Linked DNA regions of Homo sapiens: regions 1, 2, 4 and 5 are each linked to region 3. Evidence: chromatin loops called from intact Hi-C (ENCODE). Cell type or tissue: PC-9. All regions are shown on one strand. Region 1 has its middle 75 kb from the start of SAMD9. Region 2 overlaps CDK6 (cyclin dependent kinase 6). Region 3 overlaps CDK6-AS1 (CDK6 antisense RNA 1). Region 4 overlaps CDK6 (cyclin dependent kinase 6). Region 5 overlaps CDK6 (cyclin dependent kinase 6).

Region 1 (4,000 bases), 130 kb before region 3:
TTTGAAGGAAGTGAGTGTACTCACCCCACCCACTTCATCAGGAGATGCTTCCTCTGTGAGGTGGGATTTGAGTCATATTAATTTGTCCCAGACCACACCAAAATTAAGCTGTTCACGTCTGAAACATTCCATGAATTCAGTTGCGAGGAGGAATTTGTTCAGCCATGTTATGGATTCATATTTCTCTCCTCTCCCAAGAAGGTCTGGGTGTCCTTATAAGGGAGAACGCCTCTGTTTCCCACAGTGTGGAGAGCGAAATAAATACTCTCTCACAGTCAATGCAGAGGTAACTTTTTTTTAATGGATTAAAAAAAAAAAAAAGCAGTTCTGAGAGTCCATCACTGTTTCAGCATCCCCATTCAGAGAGGGGGCTTTTGTCTCTCTCTCAGTGGGAGCTGCCATTTTAATGGGGCCTCCAGCAGGGCCTGGTTTGATGATGTGAAGTAGGCCTGGAAGAATCGTGGAATTTTTTTTTTAATTTAGATTTTGGTTAATTTAACCATACTGGCTTTCAAATGAACTGAAATGTAAAAGTGAATCCACGGTAAATGTCCCTCAGAAGCTGCTACCAGATAATTTCAGCGATTTCTCATCTCTGAAGCTCTCTCATGTGAAAACCAATCCCTTGAAGTTCTAATAGGCATTACCGGCCGTCTACCCCCAACCCCCAATCTATTTGCAAAGATGAAAATCGGGAGAATTCATTCTTAAAAATATGCATACGCATACACAGACACAAACGTGCACTCCTAAATGCTAAATGAAAACATTGCTTTTAGCTGATTGGTGATGCCAAGCCAGGATTGGGATAGCTTTGTGGTAATTCTGGGGTTTCCCTTTTGCCTGAGTCATGAACACCACGGTACATGGAATGCTCCCCGACCCCAGAGCCTTGGGAGTGCCAAAGCTACTCCCCAAGCCCTCGCCCCAGAGGAGGATTCCAAAATCCCCCACAGCACACTTTCTAGATAAAACTGTTGCTCTCAGTAATGAGGCCACAGCCTGCAGAGCCAAACTGGCCCGCAGGCCGCTTTCTGCAGGCCTGGCGCCGGACCTGCTCTGCCCCCGCCCGCTCCGCAGCCCCCGCGGCCACACAGTGGCTGCGCCTGGCAGCTGCGCGCCCAGATGCCAACCGCTGGAATGTGTTTTATGTTCCCGCGTCTCTGCCTGGCTGGCCTCGGGGGAAGGCTCTTCCCTGGCCTCTCCGGCTCCGGCGCTGGGCTGCGGCAGCTGGGGAACCGATGTGCGATCATTTTACACATGAGCTAGCTGTTCACCCTTCCAGGAACTGTTTGCCTGCACTAATTCCGCGCAAGATGCACACACTGAGCCCCTTTGTAGGGCTGAAGGATGACAGTCTCTCCAGCCTAGATTGATTTAGTAAATGACTGACTGCATGGGCCTGAGTACCTGGGTATTCGTGTGTGTGTGTGTGTGTGTGTGTGTGTGTGTGTGTGTGTGTGTGTGTGTGTGTTGACTTAAAGGCGCTCCCTCTTTGCAGAAATAAATGAATTAATGAATTTTTAAAAAGAAGGTAGAACTAACGCATTTTCGAAAAAAGCAAACATCAGGGAATGTGCAGTTTGTTACAACATATCTATCCATGATTCCATTTTGGGGGAATTTATATGAAGATATCCCACAATCGGGCAATCGCCAAACAAGAAAGCATCCTTAATTGAGTTGAAACTGGGGGTAAGGGGACAGAAAAATCGCCCCCATAAAATAATTTCAAATTCAGCCTTGTGTTTCCCAGTAATTGGGCTGTCTGAGGATGAGACTGGGAGTGGAAAAATCCAAGTTAGTCTTAGAGCTGCACTTCTCAAAAGTGGCTGCAAAGGCTTTGAGGTGGTCAGTGATTTGTGTTTATTTACAACAATGCTTTAATTAATCATATTTAATAAGATTTGATATCACTTCATCGGTGGCTAAGCAAAATATTAATTATGATTTAGTTTGTTGACTTACCACTATCAAGAACTTGGATGATGATTTTTTTTAAATCATTTTATCTCTCTGTGCCTTTTCTATGCTTCAGAAGTGACAATGGCATGTTTAAGAGTCTAGGAAACATTTGAGCCTGGGATGAAAAGTCAGATACTGAAGACCCAGTTGTACACATAATGCATTTTTAGAGAAGATACATAAAAATGGACATCCAGCCAGGTGTAGTGGATCATGCCTGTAATCTTACCACTTTAGGAGGCCAAGACAGGAGGATTGCTTGAGGGCAGGAATTTTAGACCAGCCTGGGCAGTATAGCAAGACCCCATCTCTACAAAAAAAAAAAAAGAGAGAGAAAGAGAAAAAAAATGGACATCACTTACAAAGTACACTCTCAATAGCAGATATGCTCTATCTTTAAAAAAAGTTTTGAATTATTAATGTATCACCTTCTTGTTAAAGAAAACAATACCAAAATGTTTAAAATTAAAAGTAAAAATTACCTCCATTCCCACTCCCCTGGAATAATCACTTACAAATCCAACAAGTATCTTTCCAGTCTTTTTAAACACACAAACACATATACTGTATAATATATATGTGTATAAAATATATGTGTGTATTGCATATGCTTGTATACATGCAATATACATTTAATGTACCTATAGAGAGAGGATCGCTTCTTTTTAATGGGATCTTGTTAAACATATTGTTCTATAACTTCCTTTTTACTCAGAAATGTAATCATGAATAGCCTTTAATACCAGTATTATATTATTTGTAGTGGCTCCATAATATTCCAGAATATCAGTGTATGTTTTATTTAGTCCTTCCCATATTTATGGTCATTAAAGTTATCCCAAATTCTTCAGTAATATCAATAATGCTGCCATAAACATCCTTGCATATATATCATAAATTTTAAATATATATTTAAATGCAGCTGTTTTTGTTGTTGTTTTTTGTTTTTGTTTTTGTTTTTGTTTTTTGCCTCTGTGGAAACTGGAACTGTCAACTGAGAAGGGAAAGGCAGCACGAAATGAAGTATAAGTGTTGCATAAAGAATAAAGGCTCAAGTTGCAAAGCAGTGAGTTGGAGTTGGCTTATAGGAACAGAAAGCAGACTCATTAAAAATTGCATTTTGATGTATAATATATTTTTTTCAAAGTCATGAGGCTCTATGTTCTCACAATGTCTTCTTTCAGATAACATACCTGTAGGTGTGCACAACTCCGTCTCCAACTTTGTAACTGAACTGGGCATGGAGTTGGGTTCACTTTGTAACTTTGAAATCTTGATGAGCAGCACAGGAGCCATCATGGCTTCTCTGTAGCTAAGGAGACTGCAGTAGTTGCTACAACCAGTAGCTATATTTGGCTCTATTTCTCAAGCACTGAAATTGAAAATAAAGAAGTATTTTTCCTTCACTTTGATCTCCTTTCTATCTTGCTTTCTTTTATTGTATATTCTTTTTGAAAGTCACCTCATATTCTTACTGATTGGGTCTAGAGTCATTCCTTTATCCATTCACTTATTGATGTACATTGATACATGTACTGAAATACATCAAGTAGAGCTCATTTACCTTCATTATACCAGGAAAAAAAATCACCATTTACCATCTGGGGCCAATAAACCCTTTAAATTTTTTAAAATATTTTCAAAAATATTTTTAAGTCATTTTGCAAATAATTGATAGAAGTAAGAATAAGGGATAGTAAAAAAAAAAGTTAGAAATGTTAATAAGAATTTAAGCATAGCAAATTTAAATTTTCCATATTTTCCTGCTTTTGAAGGTATCTATACCCAAAATAGACGACGTCTTTAAAATTCAACTAACTGCCATACCTATCATGCAGGAGCCTGCAGCATATCCATAGTGTAAATATTGATTCCTGATTTCAAATAACTCTTTAATAGGTTTTAGCATATTCATGGTTCTGCTCTGTTTGGCCTTATCAAAATGTGACACATTTGAAATTTTTAACAAACCAGAATTGTGTTGGCATTGTCACAGGATTCTTAGGGTATTGCTTCGCCAGCCGGAAATCTCTGT
Region 2 (4,000 bases), 220 kb after region 3:
TATATCTGGAACAAAAACTCAGATTTCAAAATCTCAATCAAGGACTCTTTCCCTTAGTCCATCTAGTCACATACCCCCTATACTGTGTGGTGTTCACAGATGACTAAAGATGAGACTAATAAATGGCCGATATTTAGATCATCTTCAGCAAGTAGATGACCACATAAATGATTATGAACAGACGTTTTGTACACTGAGCATGAGGCAACATGGGGTCTTGGTCTTTACTTATTCCCAAGGGTACCTGGTAACTGACATTTCAACCATTCAGCTTATCAACTTGCCATACTCCAATTTCACTATAAACTTCTCACAATCTGTAAAATCCCCCTTTTCTCTTGCCTATTTAATGTGTAACAGTGACTTCACATGACAACAGTGAACTCTACATCAAAGCTGACAATATGACCAAAGCTATTCACAGAGGCTAATTCATAGCACTAACTGCTTTTATGACTGGAAAAGAAAGATTGACTGTAAATGTAAAAGCCTTCAATCCAAGTAGCACAAAAGAAAAAGAATTCTTTTCAACAAGCATCGATTGTATTTACATATTACTCATTATGAAAAATTAAAACATGTTAAAGTATATAATGATGAATTAATTAGAATATACCTGTATAAACTAGGATGCAGGAAAAGTTTAAAGCATAAATGAATAAATTAGAAAACAGATAATAAAATGGAAAAATAAACCTACCAGTTGGTCCTGAGAGTCACCTTCTAGATCACGCCAGCCCACTTTGCTACTAGGTAATAGAGCTTTTGAAAGAACTTGTGGCATATGAGACAGGATCACATAGGGCTGGGAGGGAGTGCTGATCAGGGTTTCTCTGTGAACTCAGCCCATATCCAGTTATTCTCAAGCCTAGGCACCCCCATTTCTTTCTCTACTTGTATCTCTTTCTCTTAACCCAGGTAAGAAAAACAAATACCTCCTATTTATACATGTTATAGGTTCACAGGTAAACAAAAGACAGGGAAAATAGTAACCTGCAAAAAAGAGAGTTTGGGCCTGTGCAAAACAGACATTCCTATTAATAATTTTCCACTATGCAGATTATGTTTATAGTTTGTTTGGTAGGTGAACCAAATATGGTAAAAATACCAACTGAGAAGGGTACAAGAAGTACCCCGTGAAGAGCAAAGATGAAAAAATATTGTGGATGTACCAGAGATGAAAGTGAGTAAAAATACTTGGTTTTCATTCAGAAAATTTTTCTCTCTCAATTTTTTCTTCTACACGAGGAAAATCAAAGAAAGGCTTAGTCCTGTGTAGTTCTGTTAAAAAATGAATTTATTGTAATATTCACAAGGAATTTGTGTTCCTAAGGTAGTTGTTTTTGTTTTTTGTTTTTTATTTTTGAGACACAGTCTTACTCCATAATTCAGGCTGGAGTGCAGTGGCATGATGATCACGGCTCACTACAGCCTCGACTTCACAGGCTCAGGTGATTTTCCCACCTCAGCCTCCAGAGTAGCCGGGACCACGGGCACGCACCACCACACCCAGCTAATTTTTTGTATTTTTAGTAGAGGCAGGGTTTTGCCATGTTGCCCAGGCTGGTCTCGAACTCCTGGGCTCAAGCAGTCTGCCCACCTCGGCCTCCCAAAGTGCTGGATTACAGGCATGAGCCGCTGTGCCCAGCCCAAGATAATTTTCATACTCTTCATAGGTAGCAGTTTCATAGCCTTAGAAATTCAGGCAGCAAGGTACTGTGATTGGTGTATATGGACTTATCTTTGGAGTAAAACAGGCACTCATCAGATAGTAGCTCTTGCTAATTAGCACATGGACTATTGAAATTCCTTCCTGTTAATGCCAATCAGTCAGATTTTGCTACAGAACACATTTTACAGAACTTTCTTTCTTTCTTTCTTTCTTTTTTGAGACGGAGTTTCACTCTTGTTCAGGCTGGAGTGCAATGGTGTGATCTCGACTCACCACAACCTCTGCCTCCTGGGTTCAAGCAATTCTCCTGCCTCAGCCTCCCAAATAACTGGGATTACAGGCATGTGCCACCATGCCTGGCTAATTTTGTATTTTAATAGAGATGGAGTTTCCCCATGTTGGTCAGGCTGGTTTTGAACTCCTGACTTCAGATGATCCGCCCACCTCGGCCTCCCAAAGTGCTGGGATTACCAGCGTGAGCCACCGCGCCCAGCCTACAGGGCTTTCATATGGGAAAGTTAATACTTTTCAGTCCTGTGGGTCTCTTTAAAGCAATAAGATGGCATCCTTCAGTTTACTCAGTGGTTGCTCTTGCTTTTACGCTTACATTTAATGAGTTTTAAAAGTACAGTTAAAGTACTTCCCTGTATTTGACATCTGTGTCTCAGTACTCAAATTTTCTTTTTTATCAAAGGCATTCTTTACATCTGAAGTCTTACATTTCTCCATATATACTTCAGTCTTTTCTTTGAAGAGGTTTACTCCCTCTGCTGGCTCTAACTGTGAAATGAAAGCACGTGTAATCTATATAGTTCTGATTACCAATCTGAGGGATTGCTTGCATATGATGGTATTGCCTTAGACTTTTTTCTAAAATGTAAAATTAAACTTTTGTTTGGCTCCCTCTGATTCTGAATAATAAAATTGCCCAAAAATCTAAGAAATATTTTATATTCCTTTTGAGAACAATATGAAATTCTATGAAACTAACAGTGATTTGATAATTAAGAAATTCTGGCATGCACATTTACAATATGTAATAGGTGCTCAATAAATATTAGTTTCTTGATTGCAGTCATATTTTTATTGTACATAGACATTGTGTGTGTACTTCATTGTAGGAGCAATAAATCACCCATTCTGTTTAATGAAGTCATCTGTGTTTCTGTAGCACTTTCTCAATGCCTTATTATACTTCCAGCCACACAGTATTACAGTTATTTCTTTTTACATTTGCCTAGCTTGACTATGAACTCTTCCAGGACAGACATGATATGTTATTTGTCTTTATAGTCTCAGCTTCTGTCTTGGTAGGTTGATTGCCCAGTAATTATTGATGAACTTCAACATTATACTACAATAAATGTCTTCTCATTTGCTGTACAGACAGCCAGAAAGTATAAGTAATTAGAATTTGTTCTGCACTCTACTTTTATCGTGAAAAAGTAATTGAAAGTAAATAAGATATTTATTCAGAAAAGCCACTACCTGAATGTGAGCATATCTGAACTAATAAAAATAGTATAGTTAATACAGATATATAGCAAGATGTCCTCACCATCTACATCTGTAATAATATATAGTGGTAATTGACTCCCATAATGGTTATACCAAAGCCCTGAAGGATTCTTAACTTTTACTTTCATTTTTAATGCAAAACCAGGTTTTCATATATTTTGCTTGCTTAAAGCAAGATATACTAGCTCTTATTTTTCTTACTAAATTACATGCATACATATATTTCAAATTTTATTTTAGATTATTTGTGCTCAACCCCATACGTTGTCATAGAGTAGTGCTTTTCAACTCGTTTTCCAAGGATCACTAATTCTGTAGAATGTTAATAGATGTTATGTGAGGGGGAGAAAGTCATTCAGCTTTGTAAATGCTGAATTAAATATTTCTTTTTGAACAAAGCTGGAGGCATCATGCTACCCAACTTCAAACTATACTACAGGGCTACGGTAACCAAAACATCATGGCACTGGTACAAAAACAGACACATAGACCAATGGAACAGAATAGAGAGCCCAGAAATAAAACCGCACACCTACAACTGTCTGATTTTTAACAAACCTAACAAAAACAAACAATAAGGAAAGGATTCCCTATTCAATAAACAGTGCTGGGATAACTGGCTAGCCATATGCAGAAGATTGAAACTGGACCCCTTCCTTATATACAAAAATTATCTCAAGGTGAATTAAAGACTTAAATGTAAAACCCAAAACTATAAAAACCCACAAAGACAACCTAGGCAATACCTTTCAGGACATAGGCACAGGCAAAGATTTCATGACAAAGACTCCAAAAGCAATTGCAACAGAA
Region 3 (4,000 bases):
AAACTGATGAACTTAATTTCATGGGGAGGAAAGGGTAAAATATTCTAGCATATGCAAAGTTATGGAAGTAGAAGCAAATACTTCATCACAGTCTACCTCATCACAGTGGAATAGTATGTTTTATTATTATAATCGTTATTAGTATTCCTATTTGAGAATGGGAGATGGCTGAACATGTAAATTAACCTGCCCCAAGTCACATAGTGAGTTACCAGTGCAGCTAAAATAAGTGATATTTTAGGAACAGTTTACATCATGAAACACTGAAGCTGTATATTTTTTCAATAAATGATAGTACTCTAGGTAGTTCTTAGACAACAATGAGTAGAAACTAAACTATATTTTTAAAGGGCTTACTTAATAAATATTGCAAAAGATAGGGCAAAGAGCTTTCTTATTCCCCTAGTGAAGAAAGCCAGGGTATTTTTTTAAAGGAAGAAGAATCATTAACAGTATTTCCTGAAGGAGAATAAAGCCTTCCAGCCTGCATCAGAATTCCACATTACTACCCGAATTCTAAGATTAAGGGTGTGTTTTACCCACACCCTAGATTTTTGGGAACACAGGCTCAGCATTATGTAAGGTCCACTAAGGAGGATAATGTGACTCTTCTCTTTACGGGAAAGCCCTTATCCTGATCTTATATATATATATATCATATATATATATATATATATATATATATCATATATATATATATATATATATATCTCATATATATATATATATCATATATATATATCATATATATATATCATATATATATCATATATAAAAATCATATATGAGTCATATATATCATATATATGATTCTATCTATATAGCAATATATAGATATATATTTCTATATATAAATATAGAAATTATATATATATATATATTTCTTTTTTAAATGCACTTTATCCTTTAGCCAAACTGCCAGATCACTCAGATTGGCACACATCTATTTATCTCTACTGTCAGCTCCTGTAAATGGTAGCATTTACCCAAGACAGAAAAATCTCCTGGAATAACCAGTATACTTGTTTCAATAATCTGCAGAGCCATAAATGAGAATGATTCAGAATAGAAGAGTAGCTGGTTTCAAATACTATTTCATTTTCCTCCCAGCCCACTACTAGAGTCTAGTACACTACTGTATAGTGTGGGCCTTTGTGGAGGCTTCTATTTCCCACCTGTATTTCTTTTTCTTTTTCCAGCAACAGTCTGCCTTTGTGCCAACTCCTAAATAACCATAAATTTTGTTCTTATAAACCTTAATGAATGCTTGGCCAAGATGCTGTAACTATTGGCTTCTATATTGGAGCATAAATGGAAAGGGGGAAAAAAGTGCACTGTGAAAAACTGGATAAAATGGAAAAAAGATCACAGCAAACCCAAAGTCGCAATTTGCCTTTAATGTGAAGGAGGCCTTGTTTTCACGGTGTGGCAGCTTTCAGGGGTTTTAATCTCAAAGTGGCTGATCAATTTAAGGTAAGTGGCAGGCATTTGGCCTGGTTCCCAGGCTTTGCTTTGCTGCTCTGAGAAAAGAAAGGATTCAGTCAGACACACAGACAAGAGGCATCATCAGCGGCTCCCACATTCCAAGCATTTTAACACAGATTAGGTTGGCATGATTCTACTGTTTACTGAAATCTCCTAGGTGTTGCATTTTTCCTTTTCCTTGCTGCAGTTATCCAAGATGGTTTTCTCAGGTCAAGACCTTCATATGCCAAATAGCTTGCAGTGCTGTGAAGGGAAAAGAAGAGCAGAGGTCAAGACTTCTGATTAAAATGCTATTTCACTTGCTTGCTGCAAAATATGAGACTTCAGACAGCAGGTAATTGAGCACTGAACTTTTTGCCTAAGGCATACATTGAGACAGGAACTGTTTTACATGCATGCCTGAGGGGGAAAAAAAACAAAGATAATTTCTTTAACAAGGACAAACTTAATTCAACTAGGAATGCCCAAAGGATTAACAGGGTGATCTGTAGTTATTCTTGCTTCAGATTTTATAAGCATGAGGCTTACAGATAATGTTGAACAAGATTACAACCAATATAGTCCATTTTTAAATTAATATTTTTACACCATATACTCTTTATTTTTTCAAACAGCAATATTAAATGAGTTCAACAGACCCCTTACCACTGTCTCATCTTCTTAGCAAAAGTTAATTTTTTAATCCATTTGACCTATAACATAGGTTAAATAAAATATGCATTCCATCGATTAAGCCAAAAAACAAATAAATTGTCTCTCATATATTTTGGCTATATTATACCATATAGAAAATTTGTATTTTAAAATACATTTTCACAGTTTTTAAAGATACTTTGCCTTACTTTAATATAATCAAGAACACCTTCCCATTAGTCATCTTCATGGCAGATCTCCTCATGTTTTATTTCTAAGAATTTTATCAAAATAAGAAACTACTATAGATTTTTAAAAGTAATTTTTCTAGCTATTATACTTTTCAAAAGCAATGTTGAATTATTACACTTACTATACCTAGAAATGCCTTCCTAACATTTCATACATTTACATTGACTTATTTCTTCCAAAACTAACACATGGTTGCACTTGAGTAACTTATATTAAGAATAAGTGTTCTTCAAAAAAATTAGCCAGGCATGGTGGCAGGCGCCTGTAGTCCCAGCTACTCAGGAGGCTGAGGCGGGAGAATGGCGTGAACCCAGGAGGCAGAGGTTGCAGTGAGCCGAGATCACGCCACTGCACTCCAGCCTGGGTGACAGAGCGAGACTCCATCTCAAAAAAAAAAAAAGAATAAGTATTCTTGTTTGTAAGGGTTAGCTTAGAAACTAATGCAACTATAACCAGTTATCTTAACTTCAGTTGTTATATATGCAAGTGTGGCTTTTAAAAAATAATATATGACTTTTCACTGATTAAAGAAAAAAAATAGAGTCAGAAAAGAAGCAGCTAGCAACCGTCCTTCTGCTGTTGCCGCATATGTCTTATCAACCTGTGATACTTGTCAACATGTGATACTTGGAACTGCAGCAGCCATCTTGCGAACATGAAAAGAGCCAGCCTAAGAGGCCTAGCTGAAGTGCTGAGGATGGCAGACAGGAAAGATGGAAAAAGTATGGTTTTAAATTATGTCATTGAGCCATTGAACCAACAATCCTGGGTCCACTCAACTTGAGATTTCTTCTTATGTAAGATAATAGATTCCCTTTCATTCATGCAATCATATTTGTTGAGCATCTACCATGTCCCAGACCCTATTCTAGGTGTCTGAAGTAGCTCAGTGAACAAAACACAAGATCCCTACCCTTGTGGAACTCACATTCTAGCCAAGAGAGATTATAATAAACTAAAAACGTTAAGTAAGAAAATTCTATAGTATGTTAGGAAATAGTAAGCAGAAAAAAATTGATAAGAGGAGCATGGCAAAAAGAATCAAGAATGCTAGGATCAAAGGGACAGGTTTTGATGTTGAATAAAGTGAGAATTTGGCTTCACTGAAGAAGTGAGATTTGAACAAACACTTGAAGGAAATGAAGGACTTATTTCTTAAGCCAGTGGAAGATAGGTTGTATTTTTCTTATTGTTGACAATCCTCTAAGTGAGAGAGAGATATGGGAAGAGAGAGAAAGACAGAGAGAGATTTGGGATAGTGTCTGATTCCAGCTCCTCTTTGATTCTTCTTAGTTCCAGTCAACCAAATGACTTTTTCCTTTGCTTAAGTTTCGGCTGGGTTTCTGTCACTTGTCACTTGAAGACAGATTAGTAAGTTTTCGTTAGTCATAAATAAACTATCTCTGGTTCCAGGAACAGCCAGCCCAAATAGATATTGAGCCATAATTCCATCCTCTGTATAAAGAGCTTTATTGCCCACACTGGGGGTGTCCAGGCATCCATAAAACATGGCCTGTGAGGTTTTCAGCTTCCCAAGTGGAGTGAGAAGATGCTCAGGACTGGGGGGGGAGCTAAAAAGAGAAGCTCTATTTTGGGACTGGTAGTAAAAATTGATGGGCATATTCTAAAA
Region 4 (4,000 bases), 150 kb after region 3:
TCTACCATAATGATAAAGATCTTGGAAGGAAATTTTTTTCAATCTAATATCATAGCTGCACTAATTGAATAGACCATGTTTTTAAAAACACACACACATCTCTCCTGGTATTTGATGCAAACTACTTTTCATAGTAACAGGAAATAATTTTAAAAAGAAAGTACATTTGTGAAAGACACCTGAGAGGACTGTTCAATAAAGTCTCTTTAAAGAAGCAAAGTCGAATGTTGGAATAACATAGTTCTGGTTTAAAAGACCTCATAGATCAGTGATGCCATCTTTTACTGTAAGATGGGCCTTAACCTACAGCAATTTGACTTAAAATAGTTCACTCCTCACAGTATAGTAGATCTTTCAAGGCTTTTAACTTGCGAACGTGGTTTCCCAGTTTATTTTCTTTTTGGCACTCAAGACCCTGTGTTTTCTATATCCTTTGTTTTCACTGTTTACCCCTCTACAAACTCCCACCACCGCTATCAGCCTCCCACCTTCAGCATCCCTTGTCTCTCCAGAACTCTGCCCCAGCTTACCCTGGCCTTAGGCTCTCTCCAACCTGAGTCCCAAGATTCTTTCATTTTTAGTTCTTCTGCCCTTCTCCATTAATGTAGCTTTTTACAGTATTGGTTATTATAATGTTTTACCTAGTTGATTTATGCACATTGTAGACCCTTATTATGCCTTATTCAAAGTATATCACTTATAGTATATTAACTATGGTGTTTAGAGACATTCTGTTTTTTTTAAAAAACAGGCATCCAAACTTTTACCAGGAATGTGACCTATATTCTGTGGAAGACGAGCTTTTAATATAGTCTTTTGACTCCAAAGAAATATTTTCTCCACAGAAACCACAACTTTACTGCCCCTCCCCACTCTGCACCCCTCTGCCCCCACACATACTGAGAGTTTTGAAATTTGGGGTTTTTTTTTAAAGACTATACTGCTAAGCAAAAATTAAGCAGCCAGCCTGAGAGTAGACAGGGGGATAAATCAAAGCAGTGCCAGCAGCTGACCACTGAGTGGAATAGGAGAGATGATTTGAAGGATGGAAGAATAGTGAGTCAATACTGAGTATATTCCAAATTCAGGGGGAAATGTAGAGTGAGTGAGCTCTAACAACTGTGGGAGTTTATACTACTAAAGTCAGAAGCCCAGATCTAAAGTGTAGAGAGAAATAAAATCTTCAGTGTAACCTTTCTAATTAGTAAGATTTCAGTGTAATCTTACTAATAATTTCCATTTGTTTCCCTCTGCTCCAATCAGGAACATACATATTGTGCTTTCAAGTATCTTTCATTCCAAGGGAAAACTCAGTAACTCAAGCAACTTCTTAAAGGAGAACATTTTTATGCAGTCTAGATTCTGAAGACTCTCAGAAATAAATCCTTTTGCAAATTCCTAACCCTTATAGTAGCTGAAAATATCAGAAGAGAAAGAGGACAGAATTATGCATGTGTATGTATCCTAACAAAAAATATAACAGCTATTTAGTAGGTTTTTTAAAATCTCCAATCCTATAAAAAGCTACATTAATGTAAAAGAGCAGCAGAACTAAAAATGAAAGAATCTTGGGACTTAGGTTGGAGACAGCCTAAAGCCAGGGACTAAAAGGAAGCTGGGGCAGAGCTATGCAGAGCCAAGGGAACCTTTGGTGGGGTACAGGGGGTTGATAGTGGTGGTAGGGGGATAGGAAATATGGGTTTAAGAAAAGCTAGTTTCTTTCTAAAGGTACTGTAAGACTGACTCACTAAATAAATAATGACTCACTAAATAGGCAAATGACACTTAGATTCAGCTAATAACAGATAAGTTAGAATCTCTTTAGAAAATGCTTCCTCACCCTAGGCATTGAATCTGTTTACAAAGTCCATTAAAACTTGCAGGTAGTATATACCCGTTTATATCACCATGGCAACAGATAGCAGAGTGCTCTTCTGCGTAGAAGGAAGGCTATTTCTCATCTAAATTTAGCCTGTGCTAAACTCCTTGGTTGCAGTCTCTTTTTTTGGCTCTTCTTCCTCTAAACATGGGAACATCCAAGGCTTCACTGTCAGCCTTCTTCTTTTCCTTGGCTACACTTTCTAATCAAGTGATGTCATTTAGTCCAGAATCTTCAAATACCTATTCTCCAGCCTGACGTCTCCCACATGCTCTTGGTACAGATAGTCAGCTAACCATGTAAAACATTGACCGAGAATCCTCTGCCAAACTCAAGCCTTCCCTATCTGCCAGTTGTTTGAGCCCCAAGTTTAGGCATAATTCTTGATTTTTTGCTTTCCTTCACAGTCTTCATCCAATCCATCAGTAAGTGCTTTTGGTGTTATCCCCAAAAGATATCCCCAATCTGACTACTTCTCAATATCTTCATTGCTATAGTTCTAGTTTAACCCATCAACCAGCTTCCTAACTCAACACACCACTTCTGCTCCTGCCCCTTTATGGACCATCCTCTGTATAACAACCAGAGGGACCTTATTAAAGCAGAAATAAAATTATCTAACTTCCCTACTGAAAACTTAGCTCCAGTGGTTTCTCATGACCTGTAGAATAAAATCAGAAGTCCTACATGATCTAGTGCTCCCCACCCCCTGCCTTTCTGATCTGCCTCCACTCTTCCTTGGGCCCACGGTTCTCCAGCCACAGTGGCCTTCTTTCTGTTCCTCCAGCTTGCTTCTAGCTCGGCATTTGTCCGTGCTGATTTTTCATCTGTTTGGAATGCTCCACACCCTCTAGCTCATGTCATGTCTTCATCATTCCTTCTCTGACCCTCTCAGCTACAACTCCACATCTAGTTATAGTTTATCACATTACACCACATTATCCTATTTTATCTTCTTCTTCATAGCACTTAGCTGAAATTATCTCATTTATTTTTTATGTTTGTTTTTTAATCTTTCCCAACTAGATGAGACTTTAAGTCAAGACTCTAGTCCATTGCACTAGCTCCAGGGCCAGCATACTGCCTGGAACATAGGGGATCCTCAGTAAACATGTGTTTGTAACTGTACTAGGTGTTTATCTTCTAATTAACTCAGAAATGTATGCATCAATACCACCATTGTACAAGCCAGGAAATGGTACTTTTTCAAGGATAAAATTTTTAAATATTTATATTACAGAAAAATAAGCTGAAGGTATGTTGTATCTTGGCACATTCACTTTGCACTTGCGCATTCAGTTCTCTGTGGTGGGCCGGGATTCTGGGATTATCTGTGTTGTAGCTAAGAATATAGCTTGGTTTAGAAATAGTCTAAAACCAATAACTGATCCTACCAAAACTATAAGATATATTCTCCTTAAAATAGTACTAATTCCAAAAATACTAACTGAATTCCAGAAATTGTTCTTCCCCGGGGTGGGACGCTTAAATATGTTTTATACCAAGGATGGAGAACTAAGCTCAGTGAAGAGACGGATGGATGTCATGAATTTTAGACCCTATTCTCGTATCTCAGGAGTATATATCTAAAAAATAATTTTGTAGTGATACATGTTTTTCATTTTAAAATTACTTTCCCTATATCCCAATTGTATGCTGTCTTCCCCATTCCCATCACGAGAACTAGAAGCTTCAAAGGAATAAGTTATTTTTTTAAATCTTTGAAGTACTATACTATATTTATTCATTTGGATTTTATCATTCTTACCCAGAAATTTCAGATGCCCATATATATTAAGTTGAAAAAAAGGACCATTCTACTAGAGCAATTGCCAACAATTTGCAATATTGTCATTACAAAATTTTAAATCAGTGAAAGGCATACAAAGTAGGTATCCATCAGTTATCTGAGATAGTATCTTATTCCTCATTCCTAAGCAAGGTGGAAAAAATTAAACAATCGTTTCATTGCAGTTAAGTAAGTAATTACTGGTTCTAGTAAGTAATTGTTGAATGAATATGTGGTTTCACAAAAAGTTGTATAATGAAGCCTTGCAAACCCCATAGTGCCAGTTATGAGAATCTGGTGTCTTCAGTATGTAGAATAATGTTGTAGTTACT
Region 5 (4,000 bases), 300 kb after region 3:
AAATGAAAGGAGAGAGACCCATGAGGAAGTACTCTGATAGCAGAGTAGTATGGAAAAAGTGCTCTGAGAAATATCAAAGAATCTCACCTATTTATGGTTCGAGACTAGGATGGTGGTATGTTCCACCTTATCACGAAGTTAAGCAGATCTTTGAAACCTGGAACTGAATTTGACGGTAGCACTGTTGTAAGAATGACTGCAAACAGAATGCCCGTGATTGTAAAACATGGAATTCATCTACCACCAGGTATTCATGAGAGATCCTAACCCATACATGAAATGCAGGGAAAACCTTCACTTACCAAAGGAAAAATGTCTCAATTTTTTTTACTTCTTCCCAACCCATAAAGAATATTTTGCTTCCTGTGAAACAATGATAATGGCAAATATGATTGAAATGTAATCTGAGAACATTTCTTATTTAAAATGTATCTTTATTCTTTTAGGCCTCTTTTTCGTGGAAGTTCAGATGTTGATCAACTAGGAAAAATCTTGGAGTAAGTAATAATTATAATTTTACACCAGTGTCCATAGCATTAAAACATTTACAGTGACTTTCCTCTGACATGCATATCATGTGTTTATCTCTTGTCTTTCTTACTTCAAGCAGCTGCTGCAGACAGTGTTACTATTTGTGTGGTGAGTGGAGACATGGTAGAAGTGCCGTTTTATGCAGAGCCCTAACTGCTCTGCTCTGGAAGCTTGTATGTTGCTTGTGTGGATCTTTTTGCTGCTCCTCTTTCTTCGTGTGGCTGAGCTCCAGTTCTTTTAGTTCAAATACATTTTCTGCTTGTGGTCATTTCAAAAGCACCCACCATCAGAGATGGGATGCCTGGTGACCAAGTACCCATCCTTGTCCAGTGAGCTTCCTGTCCCCACTGAGTATCCTTGGTCACCCAGGTTGGTTCTGCGTTGTTTTGTTTTGTTTTCCTGGGCGAAGGATGGTATGCTACACATCTCATTTTTCTTTGGAGCACCAAAATAGAAAATGAGAACCCTAAGTCTTTGGCAAAATAACTCTGCAACTTTGAGAAAGTCATTTAAAACACCTCGTGAAGGGCTTACACAGTGCCTGGCACATAGTAAGCACTTTAAAAAGTTATCTATTACTGTTACTATTAGAGTTCATCATTAATTATTTAACCTTTTATTTCCTTAACTTCATCTGAGAAATGAAACTCTGACTTAAATTCTCTATAAGATCCTTTCTTGTGCTCAAATTCTTTGGTTTCAGTTACATCGCTCCTTGATGATTTACATAGTTTCATTCATGTCTGCATGTTCATGCATGTATGCATTCATGTTTCTAGAATGTAACTGGGGCACTTCTTCTGACAAAGCATGCAGTGTGGCATCCTTTTTTGGTTTTTTGTGTTTGAAAGGCCCATCCAAATTGGAGTGGAGTAGGAAAAAAGTGGGAGTTCTAGACCAAAAATAGCCCTGATCTTTGGTCTGTGACATTTTATAGGAATCCCAGTGATTTTTATGAAATTCGAAGTCTGTAAGACTGAAAAAAAAAAAAAAACCACCCCTAAAGAACAGATTTTCATATCAGCACTGTCTACTCAAGCGTGACTGCTTAAAACAGTTAATAAAACTGGAACCTGATTTTGTTCTTTTAGTGACTAGAAGCAGCTAGACTTCTGTTAATGCCAGTGCTACTGCTGAGTCAGAACATAGTAGCTTTAAGGCCTGAATAACATTTGCTAGTTTTTTATGCCTGGGGGCTTCCTGGGTCCAGGGCAGGTGATGCTACTGCTCCTACTACTGACCACTCTGTACAGTGGATAAATTCAACACAAAGCCTTCATGTTACCCCTGCTTCTGAATGGCAAGTTATTTAATCACTCGATGAACTCCCATCTATTTTTCCCCATGACTGTTGAATATATTTTGTGTGCATGTGATCATAAAGAGGAAACTAGGGAAAGCAGACATACTGATGACCTTCTGTTAAAAGGAAAGAGAATCTTGACTAAAGTCAGCTTGCCAGGACTTGAAAGCCATCACCTTCTTTCCCTTATTTATACTACCTGACAGTTGTGTCTACCTCCAGCACTGATGTCTGCAATCTTGTTAACATTGTTAGTGCCCCCTTAGTACATGAGGCCAGTGAAATGGACCAGAAGGAACATTTGACCGGCATGTTTGACCTGCTTCCAAAGAAAAGCCAGTTCTGCTTTTGGCAAAGTCCTGACAATCGTAGGTTGCCAACAGCAAAGAAGCTGTAGAGTTCTATGGTTTGTGCCTTTAGATTTTACTTTGTGGTTTCTGGCATTGTGTCATCAAAATTATGTTCTGTTTCCTCTGAATGCATTACCTTGCCAGAGAAAAGGGACAATGCTGCACCCTAGCGTCACTGCTGAAGTACTTGAAAAAATATTTCTGTCTCCTCCATCACTGCCATTTATAGATTTTGTGCCCTGTTGGGCTTGCCAATATAAATGTCAACTTTTAAGGCTTATATTCAGCAGTCCAAATAGTGGAATTAAGTGCAAGCATTTTTAATGGACCTATCAGAATTTCACAACACATATTTGGGCCATAAAAGTTCATTCTGGACATGAAACCAAATTTTTTTTAAGGAAAGCCATATTCACATACTCTTTTTTATTTTTTTCTTTGGAGACAAGGTCTTGCCCTGTTGTCCAGGCTGGAGTACAGTGGTGCGATCTTGGCTCACTGAAGCCTTGGCCTTCCGAGCTCAAGTAATCCTCCTATCTAAGCCTCCCAAGTAGCTGGGACTACAGGCACAGGGCACCACAACCAGCTAATTTTTATATTTTTTATAGAGATGGAGTTTCACCATGTTGCCCAGGCTGGTCTTGAACTCCTGGGGTCAAGTGGTCCACTTGCCTCGGCCTTCCAAACTGCTGGGATTACAGCCACCCCACCTGGTCCATGTTCACATACTCTTAAAGGGAAAAACATTTCTGTGTTTAGGAAGATTTAAGCCTTCAAGTAATAGCAAGTATTAAAAGTGAAACAATAGTTTTAGCCTGTGACATCTTAGAGCATTTTTAAGAATGATGTCATAGCTAAATGGAAATAAAATATTGGAATAGAGAGAACGGAACTCACTCTGGACTCTGTGACTGAGCTTGCTATCTGTGACTTTGGCAGTTCATTTTATTCCTCATTCTCAATTTCCCCATCTATAAAATGAGACTAATAACACCTGACTTACATGTCTTAGGAAATTATTACAGGAATCAGAGGAGGTGATAGACTTAAAGTTTTATATATATAGTTATGTGTTTGTTTAAAATTTTATATAAAATTATATAAAGTTATTTGTATATGTACACACATACAAACAGAGATGTGCTGTTCCTCTGAAGGCTTTTGGCATTCAGTTGATCATATACTTGCAAGATGTAATTAGATGTAGATACATTCAAAGCCACAAATAAAAAAGATTTTAAATATTTCTAGGAGTTATTAATATAATCAATTTCTAGCTGACTGGTGAATATACACAAAAATATTGATACACATAGACCTGACAACTAAAAAGGAATGAAAGGAAATTTTTAAAGCTCTCTAACAAGCATTTTTCATTCCCTCCTCTGCCCTGTCCCATTGTATCCAGACACTTACACGTGCATTTCTTTTCATAATTAATAGTGGTATTTTTGGTTTTTTTCTTTTTACTTCTATTGTAGGCTGTACTATTGAACAAATCTATATATTGCTCATTGTCATTTCTATTTATTGCTTCTAGTAAATATGTCCATGAATCTGTCTTTGCCTCAATAATGTAGCTCTCTCAGTATGCCTGATAGAGGCCGAATTACAGTGTCTTCCCCAGACACCCAGGCAGAGAAGCCATGATGACAGGGTTATCTTCCCAGCTGAAGTCTATGGCCTGGGCTCCGTGTAGGTGAGGGAAGGGGAAATGAAGTGCTACAGATCTTGAGACCTGTACCACATCTTCCTGAAATCTGGAAGTACATTCATAAGAACACCTCTTCCTGGGCCTTAGTCCCAACAAGTAGAG

Evidence for each region. Hi-C counts contacts between places; a loop is a spot of excess contacts. Peaks named below come from ENCODE experiments on the same cell type or tissue, not always from the same donor. Only the 100,000 strongest peaks of a DNase experiment are listed, where the experiment ranks them.
Region 1: it touches region 3 in a loop (5-fold over the local background); 7 of 110 quality-filtered maps call a loop at or near these places.
Region 2: it touches region 3 in a loop (2.2-fold over the local background); 5 of 110 quality-filtered maps call a loop at or near these places.
Region 4: a loop joins it to region 3, with 8 times the contacts of the local background. A loop is called at or near these places in 3 of 110 quality-filtered maps.
Region 5: a loop joins it to region 3, with 4 times the contacts of the local background. A loop is called at or near these places in 5 of 110 quality-filtered maps.

Annotation. Positions count from the first base shown.
Region 1 is chr7:93,040,724-93,044,723 of GRCh38, reverse strand. No RefSeq gene overlaps it. Among named protein-coding and RNA genes, the nearest start is that of SAMD9, 75 kb to the left of the region's middle. RefSeq lists enhancers at 132-863, 3,645-4,000. In PC-9, no CTCF peak of the experiment used is centred here; no DNase peak of the experiment used is centred here.
Region 2 is chr7:92,690,153-92,694,152 of GRCh38, reverse strand. All of the region lies in intron 4 of CDK6 (cyclin dependent kinase 6), which reads left to right. Among named protein-coding and RNA genes, the nearest start is that of FAM133B, 100 kb to the right of the region's middle. In PC-9, CTCF peaks have their summits at 2,249 and 2,449 (motif pointing left); a DNase peak (open chromatin) is centred at 2,412.
Region 3 is chr7:92,914,565-92,918,564 of GRCh38, reverse strand. It overlaps CDK6-AS1 (CDK6 antisense RNA 1), which reads right to left. Exons shown (of 2, transcript NR_110088.1): 2 at 1,378-1,728. Among named protein-coding and RNA genes, the nearest start is that of CDK6, 80 kb to the right of the region's middle. In PC-9, no CTCF peak of the experiment used is centred here; a DNase peak (open chromatin) is centred at 1,744; H3K27ac peaks cover 1,769 bases.
Region 4 is chr7:92,764,645-92,768,644 of GRCh38, reverse strand. All of the region lies in intron 3 of CDK6 (cyclin dependent kinase 6), which reads left to right. Among named protein-coding and RNA genes, the nearest start is that of CDK6-AS1, 70 kb to the left of the region's middle. RefSeq lists enhancers at 1-104, 3,906-4,000. In PC-9, no CTCF peak of the experiment used is centred here; DNase peaks (open chromatin) are centred at 1,844 and 2,734; H3K4me3 peaks cover 1,056 bases; H3K27ac peaks cover 3,907 bases.
Region 5 is chr7:92,619,533-92,623,532 of GRCh38, reverse strand. CDK6 (cyclin dependent kinase 6) reads left to right here. Exons shown (of 8, transcript NM_001145306.2): 6 at 447-497. Among named protein-coding and RNA genes, the nearest start is that of FAM133B, 31 kb to the right of the region's middle. In PC-9, a CTCF peak has its summit at 2,327; a DNase peak (open chromatin) is centred at 2,322; H3K27ac peaks cover 835 bases.